Regions from separate parts of the Homo sapiens genome. Here regions 1 and 2 are each linked to region 3. The links are chromatin contacts, found by Hi-C or POLR2A ChIA-PET in ENCODE. All regions are on one chromosome and are shown on one strand. Each heading gives the region's core, a stretch centred on a gene start or an enhancer-like site at or near the end of the contact. The rest is flanking DNA. Distances are from core to core; before and after follow the strand shown.

What was found. Hi-C counts contacts between places; a loop is a spot of excess contacts on that map. ChIA-PET counts read pairs that join two places held with the same protein, here RNA polymerase II (POLR2A). Pooled maps may share reads with other maps.
Region 1: a loop to region 3 is called in a pooled map, with 6 times the contacts of the local background. The contact joins the promoter of AHCYL1 here to the promoter of LAMTOR5 in region 3. A Hi-C loop is called at or near these places in 6 of 50 pooled maps. POLR2A ChIA-PET finds 5 or more read pairs at or near these places in 2 of 52 experiments (activated naive CD4-positive, alpha-beta T cell and naive thymus-derived CD8-positive, alpha-beta T cell).
Region 2: a map of naive thymus-derived CD4-positive, alpha-beta T cell shows a loop between it and region 3 (4-fold over the local background). The contact joins the promoter of KCNA3 here to the promoter of LAMTOR5 in region 3. A Hi-C loop is called at or near these places in 2 of 168 maps with a recorded cell type or tissue (both naive thymus-derived CD4-positive, alpha-beta T cell), 4 of 37 single-sample maps with no recorded cell type and 9 of 50 pooled maps.

What each region holds. Positions count from the first base shown.
Region 1 is chr1:109,982,164-109,986,333 of GRCh38, forward strand. It overlaps AHCYL1 (adenosylhomocysteinase like 1), which reads left to right and starts at 2,602. Exons shown (of 17, transcript NM_006621.7): 1 at 2,602-3,009. The coding sequence starts at 2,890. RefSeq lists silencers at 2,828-2,897, 3,078-3,147.
Region 2 is chr1:110,672,980-110,677,087 of GRCh38, forward strand. KCNA3 (potassium voltage-gated channel subfamily A member 3) reads right to left here and starts at 1,961. Exons shown (of 1, transcript NM_002232.5): 1 at 1-1,961. The coding sequence starts at 1,830. The coding sequence ends at 103. RefSeq lists silencers at 1,697-1,796, 1,907-1,956, 2,027-2,086.
Region 3 is chr1:110,405,203-110,409,314 of GRCh38, forward strand. LAMTOR5 (late endosomal/lysosomal adaptor, MAPK and MTOR activator 5) reads right to left here and starts at 2,492. Exons shown (of 4, transcript NM_001382293.1): 1 at 2,384-2,492; 2 at 1,116-1,177. The coding sequence starts at 2,418. LAMTOR5-AS1 (LAMTOR5 and SLC16A4 antisense RNA 1) reads left to right here and starts at 2,607. Exons shown (of 3, transcript NR_102697.1): 1 at 2,607-2,752. RefSeq lists an enhancer at 2,434-2,663.

The DNA.
Region 1 (4,170 bases), core at 1,352-3,851, 420 kb before region 3:
CTTCTTAGCCCAGACTGCTAAGGTACTGCATGCTCTAGGCCTGGCCCTGTCTGTCATCCTCTGTAGCAGCAGCAATAGCAGACAACACTGTGAGCCTGGTGCTAGGGCAGACCTGGTCCAGGAGGAGTAAAGACTGAACTTCAATCTCCAGGAAGCTCACAGTCTGGATGCTTAAATGCACAGCAGAACTGGGGGACTGAGAGACAACATGTTTAGACAAAGTGAGTTCTAAAAATCAAATCCAAAAGACAGATACACTGATGCTTCTCTTTAAAAAAAAAAAAAAAAAAAAAAAAAAGATCTTCTTAAGTCACACATTTTTCTACTATAGGGACTTGAGATTTCATCCCTGGTTCCAATGGGTTCTGCCTCGAGTCTTTGGGCAGGCATCTCTGATCCCTGGGCTCTGCCAACAGTTTGGGCAAACCCACAAGGATGAAAGCCACTGTGAGCCTTATGTTCAGAGAGTCCTTAGTGCACCAGGTGTGGTTCCTGACCCCTAGCTGAAAGATGTCAGTCTGGCACCCTCATGGATGAACCTGGTATTCTGGTCTCCATCTCTGTTCCCGTTCTGCTACAGTGATGCCCCTGACAGGGAAGTGTGAGTGCTCAAAAAAGTGAGCAGATGAAAGAATACAAACAGTTCAAGACCAAGGTCTGCAGATGTGCAAAGGGTGCATTCTTCCAGGCACTTCTACAGCCCTTTTCAAACAGACAGTCTCATGAGGCTAGGTGGCTGGAACACAGGATTCCCTGACTAAGACTTTTAGGGCCCTAGAGGTGAATATTTCACACTCTCCCCAGCCCTGAACACAAATCAGTGGGGAAAATGCCATTTCAAACCAAAACTTCCTTCTTGAAAGGGTATGCCCTGTTAAAAACCTGGGAGGTTTCTGGATGTTAAAAGGTGGTCCTGGCCAGGCGCGGTGGCTCACGCCTGTAATCCCAGCACTTTGGGAGGCCGAGGCAGGTGGATCACGAGGTCAGGATCCGAGACCAGCCTGGCCAAGATGGTGAAACCCCGTCTCTACTAAAAATACAAAAATTAGCCGGGCACGGTGGCGCACGCCTATAGTCCCAGCTACTCACTCAGGAGGCTGAGGCAGGAGAATCACTTGAACCCGGCAGGCGGAGGTTGCAGTGAGCTGAGAGCACTCCAGCTTGGGCAACAGAGCGAGACGTCATCTCAAAAAAAAAAAAAAGGTGGTCCTGGGGAGGAATTTAGGGAAAGGGCACTGGGAAGACTGGAATTGCTCAGCACAGCAGAGGAGAATCTGGCTTCCCAGAGTCTATCAAGGAAGGAAGGATGAGGTGCAGAGATGGGAAGGGAGGAACAGGAGGAAGCTAGATTAGATGGCAATGGGCTAGGGAGCGTGGTGGGATCTTGTGGCCATTGAGAAATCCCCGGGTGGTAAGACAGCCAAAATAACTTTTCAGAACATTTCAGAAATGTGTTCTTAAATTGTTTGCTGTGTGATGTAATCTCTCCCCTGTGACCCACAAACCTTTATTAAAAGTTTTACTACATGTTACAGCCTTATTTTGTAGTTGTTTAGCATGGGGTGGGGGTTGAAAGGAGAAGCGGCTGAATTGACCCCAGGAGCTACAGAAACAGTCACAAGACCAGAATAGTGAATAAAATGCCAGACAAGGCAAAAAAACTAGAGCCAGAGGTGACCATGAAAATCCAAGTCCTCCCAGTAATGGACTTTCCACAGGACATGGTAATTGGAGCCAATGTCATTTGAATCTCAAAGGACAAGCTACCTCAGCTGACATTAGGATACAAGCAGGTTTTGCCTCTCCAGCTGAACTAAGCCTTGCAAAACATAAAATGCGTCACATGTCCTTTTGCCAGCAGGGCCTCAGCACAGGCACTGCACATAGTAGGCCCAGTAAAAGGGTGTGAGCAGTCCATGAATGTCCTGGATGCCCACTGAGAGCTGGAAGGGTCTAATGCTTTGGTGGAGCAAGGACCGGAAGGCCATTCTGGCTGGGGACTTCTCCATCAGCTCTCCTGGTCTCCACCCTCATACCCATCAGCCCTATCCCAATGAGGGTTTTGTAAACAGGCAAGGCCCAGTCGGAGATGGTGGTGGAGGAAGTCACAAAGCGTTGTGCAGAAACCAGACTACTCTGAGTCAGTTCTGCCCCCTATGAAGTCAAAAAGACAGGCACGGCCCCTTGGGAAGGAGCTTTAATCCAAAGGGCCTGGGGCTGGGCCAGTGAGTGAGTGGGCTGTCTCGAGCCCCGGACATTTCCTAGGAATCGCTGTAGGATGTGTCGTGTGGGGCTCTGGTCTTTGCTCCCAAACACCCCTTTCATGCGCCTCTGAGGCCTTGCCAGGAACCCCGCAGCCCAAAGACCCTCCGTTCCGCAGCATCGTTGCATGAACCTCGCGCTGCTCCCAGGGCTGATGGTGCCACCTGGTGGCACAAAGGGTCCTGCTCACCCTGGGAACTTCGCTCTCGAGCGGGAGAGGAACGGCTTCTGTGGCCCAGCCCAGCGTGGTGACGTCACGACAGAGTGCCCTTTCTCCCCGCCTCTTCCCCCTCCCGGGAGCTGCCAGTACTTGACGTGGCGTCACCGCCCTCTACCCTCGCTTTGCGTGCGTGTTTGCGTACAGCGGAGGTGGCGGCGCGGGCAGGTCGGAGCTCGGAGCTGCTGTTCTGGTTCTCTTGTGGCCGCCGTCGCTGTCCGGCTGCCTTGGGCTGCCGAACAGACAAGGCGTGGGCCACAGCACCTCAGAAGCCGACGCAGCTCGACGCAGGGGCCGGCAGGAGGGTGGGCGATCGCGTGTCGGAGGGCGCCGCGCGGGCAGGCGGGCGGGCGCCAGAGGGGGAAAGAGGCGGGGGCGGCGGGTCAGCCGCTGGCCGGGCCGGCCGGGGAATGTCGATGCCTGACGCGATGCCGCTGCCCGGGGTCGGGGAGGAGCTGAAGCAGGCCAAGGAGATCGAGGACGCCGAGAAGTACTCCTTCATGGCCACCGTCACCAAGGCGCCCAAGAAGGTGCGGGGGCTCTGGGTGGCGGCGGGGGCTCGGGCTCCGGCCTCGCGGAAGGGACGCGAGCAAGCCCGGGCTCTGGCTAGTTTGGGACTTCTGGGGGTGACTGGGGACGGCGGAGGTGATGTAGGGGGTGGCGGCTGTGCGGCCCCAGGCCTCTCCCGGGCTGAAAGGCCGCCTCTGACCTCGCTTTCCTTTGTCCCTCGGCCCAAGTCCTCCGGGATCGTTTTGAAACCCGACAGGGCCAGGCCTTAAATTTGCGACTGACTTTTCCTGGATGAAGGGCCTCGAAGACGAGAGTGGGAGGGGGTGAACCAACTCAGCTGACCCTTGTGACCAGTCCGGGGGCATGGGGTGTACAGAAAATCTCCCTTCAGGTGAGTGGGTAAATCTGGCAGAACTTCCATCAAATCTTTGGGAGCAGTGGCCGCTTTATCCAACAACTGCGTGATAGCTGGGAGGCAAGAGAAAAGAATGCGTGAAGCTAGCTCTGATATACAGGTGAAAGCGATGAGGGTAACATGAAACTGAAAATCTATGATTTTCACTTTCTACAGCATTCCAATTACTTCGAAATATGTAAGAAATTGACATTTGGAGGTTGGTGACAGCAGACACTGTCATGGATACAGGTGGATCCTAGAGTCATGTGAATAGATCACTTAGGCATCCCTGGAGAAAGGAGCTTGGGTGGGTTGGAGTAGTGGGTGGTAAGGGAAGATTGCTCACTCTTGACTGTACTTTTGAGGCAGAACAAGTTTGATCTATTGTGCTGTAGGTTGACTCAAAGGACACCCTTCGAATTCTCTCATAAATGGCAACCTTTGGAGATTTTAGTCTGACTAGCTCTCCGAGTGGTGGAATTGGGATCCTTATTGCTTTCTCATCATTTACTGCCAACCACATCTTGATTTTCCATACACCTGGCACCCAGTTAGCAGTAGACCAGAGAACCTTTACAAAGAGGTGACCTTCCTGAAGCCAGTGAGAACCCAGATAAATGTCTCCCTTCTTTATAAAGACAGAGTCTTACAAAGCTGTCTCTGCCTGCATCCAGTGTTTAATGGGATGCAGGGCTGAACAAAGCAAGGGCTGCAGGAATAGTTAAGTCCTTGAGGCTTCAACTAGTTAAGCTGTCTTAAGTGGGAGAGATGGCTCTTTTTTTTT
Region 2 (4,108 bases), core at 711-3,210, 270 kb after region 3:
TCCTTGATGAATGGTCTGGAAATGTATAAAACAAGGGCATAGGCAGACCAAGGGGGCACGTTCCACACAATACTGAGCACAGCATGTCACTTGTATCACATATTAAACATCGGTGAATATCTTTTTGATGTTGACACAAGAGTTGGGATTATTGTTCGTGGTGCAGGTGGCAGTGGAATTGCCCGTTTTGAAAGGGGTCTGGGGGAAAGCGCTATGGTTCATACCCCCCTCTTCGATCACCATATACTCCGACTTACTCAGAGTCGAGTTACTCCTTGCTTTTCGGAGCTCCTCGGCTGAAGAGGAGAGGTGCTGGCAACTTCCCACGTGCATGTACTGGGATTGCTCTTCCCCTTCTGTCTCCCGGTGGTAGAAGTAATTGAAGTTGGAAACAATCACGGGAACTGGCAATGCGATGGTCAAGACACCGGCGATGGCACAGAGAGATCCCACAATCTTGCCCCCTATGGTCACTGGGTGCATATCGCCGTAACCCACTGTTGTCATGGTTACCACTGCCCACCAGAAGGCATCCGGGATGCTGCTGAAACCTGAAGTGGGGTCGTCTGCCTCGGCAAAGTAGACCGCGCTGGAGAAAAGGATGACCCCAATAAAGAGGAAGAAGATGAGCAATCCCAGCTCCCGCATGGACGCCTTCAGCGTTTGCCCGAGGATCTGCAGCCCCTTGGAGTGGCGCGACAGCTTGAAGATGCGGAAGACCCTTACCAGGCGGATGACCCTCAGGATGGCCAGAGACATGGCCTGCTGTCCATTGCCCTGTCGTTCGGCCAGCTCGGTACCCAGAGTGATAAAATAAGGAATGATGGCCACAATGTCGATCAGGTTCATGATGTTTCGCGAGAAGGTGGCTTTGCTAGGACAAGCGAAGAACCGCACCAGCAGTTCGAAGGAGAACCAGATGATGCACAGCGTCTCCACCACGAAGAAGGGATCGGAGAAGCTGGAGGCTCCTGCGCGGGACCCCGACGTGCTGTTGCCGGCTGCTTCGAATGAGTCCTGCGACGTCGAGGCGGGGTAGTCCTTCTCGTCGCGGAACTCCGGCAGCGTCTCCAGGCAGAAGATGACAATGGAGATGAGGATGACCAGCACGGACACGATGGCGATGCCCCGGGCCGGCCCGGAGCTCTCGGGGTACTCGAAGAGCAGCCACACCTGGCGCTGGAAGTCGCGGCGGGGCAAGGGCCGCTCCTCCTCCCGCAGGAAGCCCTCGTCCTCGCGGAACTTCTCCATGGCCTCCTCGCCCAGCTGGTAGAAGCGGATCTCCTCGGAGAAAATGTCGATGGGCACGTTGACCGGCCGGCGGATGCGGCCCCCGGACTGATAGTAGTAGAGGATGGCGTCGAAGCTGGGCCGGTTGCGGTCGAAGAAGTACTCGTTGCGGAGCGGGTCGAAGTACCTCATGCGCCGCTTGGGGTCGCCCAGCAGCGTCTCGGGGAACTGGCAAAGGGTCTTCAGCTGCGTCTCGAAGCGCAGCCCGGAGATGTTGATGACCACGCGCTCCCCGCAGCAGTCCTGCTCGCCCGCGGCCGGCAGTGAGGGCGGCAGCGGCTCGTAGCGGTCGCAGCCGCCGCCGCCACAGCCGCCTTGAGGCGGGGCCCCTCCACCATCGGCCACCTCCGGCTCCAGCAGGTGGTCCCCGGGCACCACGGTCATGTCGGGCGGCAGCTCGCGGCCTGCGGCGGGCTCCGCGTAGCCGTGGTTCACCAGCGTGTGGGCACCGCCGCTGCTCGCTGGGCGCTGAGGAGGGTGGGCGCGGTGGCGGGCTGAGGGCGGCGGCGGCGAGCGCAGAAGGCTGAGGCGCTCGTCCATGCGGCGGGGAAGAGGCGGCAGCGGTGAGGCCAGGTCGCTCCTCCTCGCGCTCCCCGCCCTTTCGCCGCCTCCGCCCCCGAGCCGAGCCCACCGCCTGTTGCAGCCAAAGCCGCGATGCTCTGTCTGGGTCTGGCGCGGTCAGCCGGGCTCCCGCACGGGGACGCCTCCTCCCTCCTTCTCGCGCTCTCCGCCCCCTCCCCTGCGGGGCGCGCGCCCGCCTCCGCGTCCCCTTAGGATTCCCGCCCACCGCGCGGGCGCGCGTCCCGCTCTCGGGGGCAGCCGCCGGGCCTGCATTTCTTGCAGCCCTCAAGGCCCCTCGGTGTCAGCGAAAGAGCCCTCATGTTGTACCTCGGCGCCCCGCGGGAATGCCCACCCAGCAGAGCCGGCCCACGGGGAGTCAGGCTGCCGGCCCGGGCCCCTAGGCTCCGCCCGCTTCTGGTCAGCGCCCCTCGCCCCCGGCCCGCCTGGCCGCGTCCCAGTCGCCAGGGTTTTCGGCCCGTGGGCCGGGAGAGCTCCCGCCGCGGCCCCGCGGGCGCCGGCCCCCTGGCCTCCACACCCCTAGGTACAGCCCGGGGAGGGCAGGCGGGCCCAGTGTCCAGGGAGGGAGTGCAGGCCAGGCGGGCGCCCTGGGCCAGAGGCAAGCCTGGCGCCGGCATCCCAGGTTCCCTTGAGGGTCGAGGACCGCCAAACCCTGGGGAGGAGCGGGGGTTTAAACAATTTAGCTTCTGCTAGGATGCGAAGCCAAAGGGAGTAATGGGTGCTGATGGGCTTCGCAAACGGAGTCCGAAGGAAATGGATTGTTAAAGGCGTTCGGGCCCTGCTGCTTTAGTGAATAGTTCACACCCGTTTTCGCAGCGGAGATGTCGGCCACTGGGAAGAATCAAGGACCAAGTTTCTGATTGGGATTAGCAGTGACAGCCTGGTCTTTATCCACTACACAGGTTTCCTGTTGGCGGGGAAATAAGAGGAAAAATGGGAAAGGAAATTCACGAAGTCGAAGTTGTGTGGTTAGAAAGTCCAGCTTTATGACTCAAGCCTGTCGTGGAAGGGATGAGAGCAGGACCTGTACCTAGACTTTTTACTTAATATTTTGGCACTGCCCTTGTGGTAGGGAATTTGCAGCGCTCTAGTTGTTAAACTGGAAGGACATTCATTCTGCAACTTGTACCTCTTGCTTGATCTGGGCCCAGAGATAACTTACATGTATCTTCTTTAAACTTATTTTTCCAAATTATTGTGGTTACTTTGAACACAATTTGTTTCCAGAAATTTTAGCAATCTAATATAACTCAACCCTAGGCTTTAAAAAGTCTGTTTTTTATTGTATCATTCAAATCATTTACAGAAGAGGAACTATTGTCTAGACAGCTCCTCACCCACCCAAAGTTAGCTGACAATTCAATTTTAAGTAAGTGATTTGTGGTCAATACTTCCCACCACCACTCCCAACCATGGGGTTCTCTAGGGCACAGAGTAGGTCCTAGCCAACTTATATTTCTAGCAACTACCAAAGTGCCTTGTAAATGGTGGAGACTTGGTACATACTTGTCAGATTGAATTCCCCAAGGAGTGTCTCTTTGCGTTGCTATCTGCTCTGGAGTTTCAACATTTCTTCTTTTTGAGCCCAAGATGCTGCTGTGATTCCTAGGATGAGGAGTGAGGAAAAACTGAGCTCACCATAGAAAACACTGCTCATTTATTCCATAGGATTTCCACCTCCGGCTCTCCTGGGCACAACAGGCACCCATGTCCTTTTATTGTCCCTTCATCTTCCGTTTCACCTCCTGGTCAGTGCCAGACAATGCAGGCAGTCACTTATGTTGTGGAATGGCAAAACTGGGCAACCACGTAAAACTCTTTCTCTTACAAAACTCCAGAACACTGGAATGTGACAGCCACCTCATTATTTTGCGTATATATTTTGAGCTGGTGATTAGAGTAGCAGTATAATCAATCATTCATATATTTAAATCTTAGAATGAGACAGACTGCTTGCTGCAATGATAGCTCATGGAAAGGCAAAGACCCTATTTTTAAAGACCAGATGTTTCATGTACTTCTATGTCTGACTTAGAAAATGATTTATTCCTTCTTTTGCAGGAATTAGTACTGAAATTAATATTAATCAATGGCAAGGAAGACCAGAGCAGAGGATAGTCCTGTGACAAATGGTCACAAGCTTCTCCCAGCTGTGAAATGTCTTTCCTTCATAAGTGACTATTTCCATTCCCTTTCATGTATTTGCCTTGTCTGGAAGACTTTGATTATGTGCTTCTTA
Region 3 (4,112 bases), core at 1,242-3,741:
CAGGCTGGAGTGCAATGGTGCAATCTCGGCTTACTGCAACCTCTGCCTCCCAGGTTCAAGCGATTCTCCTGCCTCAGCCTCCCGAGTAGCTGGGATTACTAGCACCTGCTACCATGCCTGGCTAATTTTTTTTTGCATTTTTAGTAGAGATGTGGTTTCACCATGTTGGCCAGGCTAGTCTCGAACTCCTGACCTCAGGTGATCCACCCGCCTCCGCCTCCCAAAGTGCTGGGATCACAGGTGTGAGCCACCGCATCCGGCCTCTTTTTTTAAATTTTAAAAACATATATATATGTTTATTGTAAAAATAGAGATGGGGGGTCTCACTGTGTTGCACAGGCTGGTCTTGAACTCCTGGGCTCAAGTGATCTGCCCACCTTGGTCTCCCAAAGTGCTGGGATTACAGGCGTGAGACACTGCACCTGGTCCCTCAATTTCTTTTTCTACCTCACTGGGTTGTTATGAGGAATAAAAGAGTATATGTAAAGCACTTACAATGGTGCTTGGCACATAACAGCTCAATAAATATAATTCTATGATTATTACCATTATCAAATAACAACCCAGTGAAGAAAATGAGGGCCTAAAAGGTAGTTTTTTGGTCCACGTTCACACTACTAACAAATGAAAGAGCAAGGGATTGAGACCAGGTATGTCCAACACTGAAATCCCATTTTACTGCCTATTCACTTCTTGTTTAGTGTAGTTGAGCTTCAAAATTGTACACCACCCACCTTGCCGGGTTGTTGTGAAAATTAAAGATAATGTATTTAGAGCCTAGCAGTCTCAGCATATGGCATACATTCAATAAATGGTTAACAGCTGTTATTATCTGAAGTCCTTTCTAGACTCAATTTAAAATGATTCAAATATTATTTTTAGTAGAGACAACTATTTATTGTTATAGGACTGCAAGGAACATCTTCCTTCATAAATACCAACTGAAAAGTTTCAATTTTCTGATACTGTTATTTGGAGATAATCTCTACTCTCAAACTCAGAAAGACCTGGCAAGGTAACAGGAAATAAAAGCTAGAAAATAATAGCACGCTAGGCTCCAAGTCAACATCAGATGCTATGCAATTCATCAAATAGTTGGTATGAGAGATACTTACAACCCAGATTAAGTCCTTGTGAATCTGTGCACAGGACTCCAACAATGGAGGGATTCTTCATTCTAATTCCAGGAACACAAGAGAGTTGAAGTACATAATGGGAGAAAAAGGATTTAAATAAGTACAAACATACAGGTGTTCTATGTACCAGGCATTAAGTGCTTTAAATCAATATTTCTCAATCTTTTTTCATTGTCACACCCTAAGAAAAAAATTAAGTTCTAGGGCCGGGCGCGGTTGCTCACGCCTGTAATCCCAGCACTTTGGGAGGCCCAGGTGGGCGGATCACCTGAGGTCGGGAGTTCAAGACCAGCCTGACCAACATGGAGAAACCCCGTCTCTACTAAAAATACAAAATTAGCCAGGCGTGGTGGCGCATGACTGTAATCCCAGCTACTCGGGAGGCTGAGGCAAGAGAATCGCTTGAACCTGGGAGGCGGAGGTTGCAGTGAGCCGAGATCACGCCATTGCACTCCAGCCTGGAAGACGAGCGAAATTCCGTCTCAAAAAAAGAACACAAAAAATTTAAGTTCTAGTTAATTAATTGAAATAAACCAGTTTCTCTCTGATGAGAGAAAAAAATGTGCTAAGTACTGCTGAGTTCTGGAGGGCCACAAACACTGCGTGAAAAACATCTAGGATGTTTTCACTCTTGTTAAAAACGCATGTTTTAGTACTAACTCATTTAAAACAACTGTTGAAAAACTCAAGTTACCTCCTGGAGGGTAAGTGGAAGCTGAGGGACATCGGTGGGAGGCAGGTGTCTCTCTGTACCCTTTACACTTTTCCAGTTTTGAATTTTACATAGATACTGCTTGTTCGAAAAATTTAAAGAATGATTTTTATCTACTTAAGCACCAAGTAACTGATAGGTTACACACAGGAGATACGTGTTTGTTTACACTGCAGGGCTCGACACTGCACAACTGGCACAATCTTCCCAAAAGTCAACCCGTTTTCTAAAACTTCCGCAGAACCACCCTGACCGTAAAGACGATTTCAACAACGAGATAGGCAGTTTTGGCCCGTGGCCTGGGCCCGGGAGACTCGCTCAAGAGGGAATGTGCGGTGCCCGGCAGGATTTTAATTCCGGGTCACCCGCCCCGCCCTGCGGCCTTGGGTAGAGTTTAGCCCCCTCATCCCGTGTCCCGGGGGTCGCGCGACGTCCCCGAGACGCCCTGGCCGGTACTCGCAGCTCGCGCCTTTCGTTCCGCTCAAGTTCCTCCGCCGCGACCTCAGGACAGGCCGAAGAGGCGCGCACTACTCACGTGTCTTCCAAGTGCTGCTCCAAGGTCGCCTCCATCCCACCCACCGACCACTCCGGCTCAGAACCCAGCGGCACGGCACGTCCTTCTCCACCACAGGCCTCAGTCACTTGACGCGAGCGGGGCGTGGACCGTAACGGCGCCTCCAAAGGGACAAAATTGATCACGGTGCAACGTCCGCGTTCTTTACTGGAAAACATCACTGCGCTTCCGTCGCACAGAGCCTGACGAAGGCTTGGGCTCCCCGCGCGGTGACCGTCGAGGTGACCTGCACCTGGCTCCATGGCGGAACCGGCCGGCACGGATTATTCCCCTCTCGGGAGAGGTCTGCAGCCGGGCCTCAGTGCTTCAGTTCGTGGCCTGGCATTTTGTGTCAGTGTTTTTTAACCTTTGGACCCTAGTTCAACCGACTCCGAGACCTAGGGGACAGATCTTAAGTTTTACAATAACCCAGGGGTCAGACAGGGTCTGATCTAGCCTGTGGGGCAAGTACGGGGAAGACACGGGACCTCTTGGAGGGGGTCAGTAGGCTTGTAGGGGGAAAGACGCACACAGAGACTAAAGGACGAGATGGAGCAAGGTTCAACCCCCTAGCTGAGTGTTGGCAGTGTCGGGATTTTAACGAAGACATTGGTGCTTATTATGGTGAGGGGACTCAGGACAGTTTAGGGGAAGAGAGTGGCATTTGAGTCCTAACTCGTAAGGAAGACTGGGTAGGACTACTTGAAAATAACTTTTAAAAATTAATTATAAAGCTGGTAAAAATAGGAAAACATCTATGGCCCCACTGTCCAAAGACGACTTTTAACTTCTTGGAGAATATCCTTTCAGATAGTTGTCTTTGTAAATGTATACTTTTAATGTTTTTTCGTTTGCCTTTTTAAAATAAATTTTTTGGGGGACAGGGTCTTGCTCTGTTACCCAGGCTGTAGTGCAGTAGAACGATTATAGCTCATTGCAACCCGGACGTCCTGGGTTCAAGCTATCCTCACCTCTCAGCCTCTCGACTGGCTAGGACCACAGCCTCGAGCCATCATGTCTGGCTAATTTTTACGTTTTTTTGTAGAGATGGGGGTCTCGCTGTGTTGTCCAGGCTGGTCTTAAACTCCTTGCTTCAACAGATCCTCCCACTCCAGCCTCCCAAAATGTGATTACAGGCTGAGTCACCACGCCTAGCATGGTTTTTTTTGTTTTGTTTGTTTTGTAAGCAAAATTGACATACATACTGGAGGTACAATTCTGTAGCTGGCCTTCTTTACAGAGTTTAGAATAAATGTCTTTCCATGTCAAGTTTTCACTTACATCCTTTGTAGTAGTTGCAAAATATTCCATTTTATAGCTGTATCTTAATTGTGGATTAAGGTTGGAGTGCAGTGGCACTATCATGGCTTAGTCCAGCCTCAGCCTTCTAGGTTCAAGCGATCTTCCCACCTCAGCCTCCCAAGAAGCTGGGACTACAGGGACCCGCCACCCCACCTAGCTAATTAAAAAAAAAATTGTAGAGATGGAGTCTCAGTGTGTAGCCCAGTCTCAAGTGACCCTCCCTCGTTGGCTTCCCAAAGCGCTGAGATTGCAGGTGAGCCACTGTACTTGGACTTTTTTTTTTTTTTTTGCTTTTGTTTGTTTTTTGTTTTAGCTATTACAATGCTGGTTGAATATCCTCATAGCTAAATATCTGTGCAGTTTTAAAATTTCCTTATAAGTTACTAGAAATGGAATGACTGGGTTAAAG